Linked DNA regions of Homo sapiens: region 1 is linked to region 2. A link is an interaction called in ENCODE POLR2A ChIA-PET data of the cell type or tissue named here. Cell type or tissue: A673. All regions are shown on one strand. Region 1 overlaps GADD45GIP1 (GADD45G interacting protein 1). Region 2 overlaps CACNA1A (calcium voltage-gated channel subunit alpha1 A).

Region 1 (2,500 bases), 300 kb after region 2:
GCCGACTAGTAGGAAGGTAAAAGAGTGAAGAGTGTGTGCCTGAGGGCAGCTTTGGTTTGGGAAGCCTCAGGCCTCTCTGAGGAGGTGATGTTTAAGCAAAGACCTGAATAACCAGACTTAGCTATGGGGCGATCTCTTGGGTAGAAAGTTTCTGGTAAAGGGAACAGCTGGGGCAAATGCCCTGAGATACGATATGCCTTAAAGAACAGCCAGGAAGCCAGTGTGGCTGGGGAAAAGGTGAGGGCAGGAAGGTGATGGGTCCTGGAACCAAGAGGGCAGAGGTCAGATACAGAGGCAGGTCTGAAGGACCAGGGGCATCTTTTTGTTGTTGTTGTTGTTGTTGTTTTGAGGCAGAGTTTTGCTCTTGTTGCCCAGGCTGGAGTGCAATCTCAGCTCACTGCAACCTCTGCCTCCCAGGATCAAGAGATTCTCCTGCTTCAGCCTCCCGAGTAGCTGGGATTACAAGCGCCCACCACCACACCCGGCTCATTTTTTGTATTTTTAGTAGAGATGGGGTTTCGCCATATTGGCCAGGCTGGTCTCAAACTCCTGACCTCAGGTGATCCATCTGCCTCGGCCTCCCAAAGTGCTAGGATTACAGGCGTGAGCCACCGCGTCGGGCCAGACCAGGGGCATCTCTTATAGATAATGCCACATCCTGGAGCGTGAAGGGGGTAGGTCAAGTGTGTTCCTGGTGTTTAATCTTCTTGTTTTCCTAATAGCCTTAAGAGGAAGAAGGGATTGCCCTAATTTTAGAGATGAGGAAACTGAGGCTTGGTGAAGTGAAGTCATGCGTCTGATCACCCAGGCAGGGAATCATGGAGCAGGGACTCCTGTTTCTGCCCCTCCTCAGCCAGATGACCATTATAGGGCTTAATTCTTTTACTTTTCTAATCCTTAAATGAGGCTGTCATAAAAAAGAACGAGATCATGTCCTTTGCAGGGACACGACGGGAGCTGGAGGCTATCATCCCTAGCAAACTAACACAGGAACAGAAAACCAAATACAACGTGTTCTCACTTGTAAGTGGGAGCTAAATGATGAGAACACATGGACACACAGGGGAGCAACACACACTAGGGCTTTTTGGAGGGTGGAGGGAGAGGATCAGGAAAAATGACCTCTAGGTACTAGGTTTAATACCTGAGTGATGAAATAAATCTGTACAAAAAAACCCCATGACACAAGTTTACCTACGTAACAAACCTGCACTTGTACCCCTGAACTTAAAAGAAAAAAATGGGGCTGTGACTGGTAGCTACAAACTCAAGGATTGGTGGGAAATGTCTTTCTTGCTTTCACTCCTGTGCCTAGAATTGGGCCTGGCCTCTGTACAGGAAGTGCTCAGCAATGTCTATGAAATAAAGGTGTGAAATTATCCATGGGAGTGGCACTTGGCTTGCTCAGTAGGCAGCTCAGTGAAATGCTGATTTGGCTTTGGCACCTGGGGTTTACTGGGGCTTGACATGCCCTTGTGATCAAATTCATGCACAGGTAACTTTCTCATCATCTCTTCCTGTTTCTTCACTTGTCAAGGGCTTTTCCTGACAGTTAATCTACTGGGGGAGTTGAGGAGGCAGGCTCGTGGGCAAAGGCCTATGGGTGAGATATGGGTGGGTGGGCTCTGCCCTGGCTGAGTGCCAGTGTCACAGCCCACTCTCCCTCCCCTGCAGGGAGCAGCACATCGCAGAGTGCATGGCCAAGATGCCACAGATGATTGTGAACTGGCAGCAGCAGCAGCGGGAGAACTGGGAGAAGGCCCAGGCTGACAAGGAGAGGAGGGCCCGACTGCAGGCTGAGGCCCAGGAGCTCCTGGGCTACCAGGTGGACCCAAGGAGTGCCCGCTTCCAGGAGCTGCTCCAGGACCTAGAGAAGAAGGAGCGCAAGCGCCTCAAGGAGGAAAAACAGAAACGGAAGAAGGAGGCGCGAGCTGCTGCATTGGCTGCAGCTGTGGCTCAAGACCCAGCAGCCTCTGGGGCACCCAGCTCCTGAGGCTTTGTCCCTTCCCAATAAAGCCTGCTACCTGGCAGTACCCCTGAAGAGATCTGCGTCCTCTCAAGGTGTGCCTCTCTGGGTCCCCTGGTTCCTCCCCCAATACTTAAGAGCTGGGGAATCCCCCACTTGGCTGTACTCAAAAGGGGACAGGGACTCTAGGCCCTGCTGACTAACTGGGGCTTCAGTGGGAGGAAAAGGGGGGTGTACAATGGGCAAATAATGGAGAAGCAGATGGCAGAAGAGAAGAAGGCTTCTGTTTACCAACATTCATCTCCAGTAATTAGCCAATTACAAGGCTGGTGGGGGGGGAAGTATAGCCAAAACAGACTGTGGTGATGATGGTGGGGGCCGGGGAGAAGCAGTCCTTGTAACGTTGGGCTGGGGTCCACTGCCTGGAAATGACACACTGGGGGAGGAGACACCGGAAGCCTCAATCTGCAGGGACTCACAGACTCCTCTCCCCCTTCCAGGCACCCGTCACCATGCCTGCCTGTGCCCAGCCAG
Region 2 (2,500 bases):
TGGATTCAAGCCCAGCTCTTCCATTTAATTCATTTACCTTTGTACAAGCAACCAGTGACTTTCTGGGGACTCAGTTTCCCTGTCAATAAAATGGGAATGATAATAAGAGCACATTTGCCCCCTCCAGAGGAGGTGAGAGGATTGAATGAGAAAGTTCATGCAAGGACCTTAGCTCCTTCTCGGCACTTCAAAAACGATCAATAGTGGCCGGGCAAGGTGGCTCACACCTGTAATCCCAGCACTTTGGGAGGTCGAGGCAGGCGGATCACTTGAGGCCAGGTGTTCGGGACCAACTGGCCAACATGGTGAAATCCCGTCTCTACTAAAAATACAAAAATTAGCTGGGCGTGGTGGCGCATGCCTATAATACCAGCTGCGTGAGAGGCTGAGGCATGAGAATCGCTTGAACCCAGGGGGCGGAAGTTGCAGTGAGCTGAGATCACACCACTGCACTCCAGCCTGGGTAACAGAGTGAGACTCCGTCTCAAAAAAAATAAGGAAGCCGGGGACGGTGGCTCACGCCTGTAATCCCAGCACTTTGGGAGGCCGAGGAGGGCGATCACAAGGTTAGGAGATCAAGACCATCCTGGCTAACACGGTGAAACGCTGTCTCTACTAAAAATACAAAAAGTTAGCTGGGCATGGTGGTGGGCACCTGTAGTCCCAGCTACTTGGGAGGCTGAGGCAGGGGAATGGCATGAACCCAGGAGGTGGAGCTTGCAGTGAGCCGAGATCGCGCCACTGCACTCCAGCCCGGGTGACAGAGTGAGACTCCTCAAAAAAAAAAAAAAAAAAAAAGTATAATTCAGCCAAGCACAATGGCGTATGCCTATAGTCCCGACTATCAGGAGGCTAAGGTAGGATTGTGAGTTCAAGCCCAGCCTGGGCAAAATAGGAAGACCCCGTCTACCAAAAAAAAAAAAAAAAGGTTGGGGGAGGTTTTTGTTTTTTTGGATGTGAAAAGAAGAGCCTAGTCCGGCGGAGAGCGGGGCTTTCCTGAACTGTGCCTCCTACCAGTGAGGTTGCTCAGACCTTGCCTGGGGCTGGAGTGTTGCCTGGAGAACAGCCATGAAGCTGCCTCCCCACTTCCCACTTCCCACCCCTGCTCGCTGACCCCTGCTACTCCTGCTTCTTTCCCCTAGTTCTATGGGGCTTCTGTTGCTTATGAAAATGCCCTGCGGGTGTTCAACATCGTCTTCACCTCCCTCTTCTCTCTGGAATGTGTGCTGAAAGTCATGGCTTTTGGGATTCTGGTAAGTACCACCTTGGGGCTACAGCTATGGGCTTGGGAGAAGCCCAAGGGGGAACAATGGGTCCTGGATGATGGTCTCCCAACGTGGCCCCAAGAACCCCAACCTCAAGGGTGGCTTCAGTATCCTGCCAGTGGCCACAGATCCTACTTAGGCATTCTTGTGTTTGCCAAGGAGTCCCAGGGAGACCCAACCTGTGAGTGTTACCATATGGCTGCTTATGTATCCAGTTCCTCAAAATGATGGGAGTCATCATGGCTGGGAGTCTTTAGCATCCATTTTAGAGATAAGAAAACTGAAATCAGGCTGGGCGAGGTGTCTCATGGCTGTAATTCCAGCACTTTGGGAGGCCAAGGTGGGCGGATCACCTGAGGTCGGGAGTTCGAGACCAGCCTGACCAACATGGAGAAACTCTGTCTCTACTAAAAATACAAAATTAGCCGGGTGTGGTGGCGCATGCCTGTAATCCCAGCTACTCGGGAGGCTGAGGCAGGAGAATCGCTTGAACCTGGGAGGCAGAGGTTGTGGTGAGCCGAGATCACATCACTGCACTCCAGCCTGGGCAACAAGAGTGAAACTCTGTCTCAAAAAAAAGAAAGAAAGAAAGAAAACTGAAATCAGGCTGAGCACAGTGGCTCATGCCTGTAATCCTAGCACTTCAGGAGGCCAAGGCAGGAGGATCGCTTGAAGCTAGGAGTTCTCAACCAGCCTGGGCAGCAAAGCAAGCCCCTGTCCCTACAAAAAAAAAAAAAATTTTTTTTTAATTAGCCAGGCATGGTAACTCGTGCCTGTAGTGCCAGTTACTCAGGAGGCTGAGGTGGGAAGATATTTTGAGCCCAGGAGGTGGAGGTTGCAGTGAGCTATGATCATGCCACTGCACCCCAGCCTGGGCAACAGCAAGACTCCATCTTTAAAAAACAAACACAGAGGTCAGGCACAGTGACTCACACCTGTAATCCCAGCACTTTGGGAGGCAGAGGCAGGCAAATCACTTGAGCCTAGGAGTTCGAGACCACCCTGGCCAACATGGCAAAACCCCATCTCTACTAAAACTACAAAAAATTAGCCTGGCGTGCTTGTGGGTGCCCATGATCCCAGCTACTCAGGAGGCTGAGGCAGGAGAATCGCTTGAACCCACAAAGTGGAGGTTACAGTGAGCTGAGATCACACCACTGCACTCCAGCCTGAGCAACAGAGCAAGTCTCAAAAAAATAATAATAATAAAAATAAATATGTCTTTATTTTTCACC

What was found. ChIA-PET counts read pairs that join two places held together with the same protein. Peaks named below come from ENCODE experiments on the same cell type or tissue, not always from the same donor. Only the 100,000 strongest peaks of a DNase experiment are listed, where the experiment ranks them.
Region 1: POLR2A ChIA-PET joins it to region 2 with 26 read pairs; 2 of 35 experiments call an interaction of 5 or more read pairs at or near these places.

The regions. Positions count from the first base shown.
Region 1 is chr19:12,953,701-12,956,200 of GRCh38, reverse strand. GADD45GIP1 (GADD45G interacting protein 1) reads left to right here. Exons shown (of 2, transcript NM_052850.4): 2 at 1,675-2,500. The coding sequence ends at 1,993. Among named protein-coding and RNA genes, the nearest start is that of GADD45GIP1, 2.3 kb to the left of the region's middle. RefSeq lists an enhancer at 2,495-2,500. In A673, no CTCF peak of the experiment used is centred here; no DNase peak of the experiment used is centred here; H3K4me3 peaks cover 395 bases; H3K27ac peaks cover 1,099 bases.
Region 2 is chr19:13,251,744-13,254,243 of GRCh38, reverse strand. CACNA1A (calcium voltage-gated channel subunit alpha1 A) reads left to right here. Exons shown (of 47, transcript NM_001127222.2): 30 at 1,143-1,253. Among named protein-coding and RNA genes, the nearest start is that of IER2, 100 kb to the right of the region's middle. In A673, no CTCF peak of the experiment used is centred here; no DNase peak of the experiment used is centred here.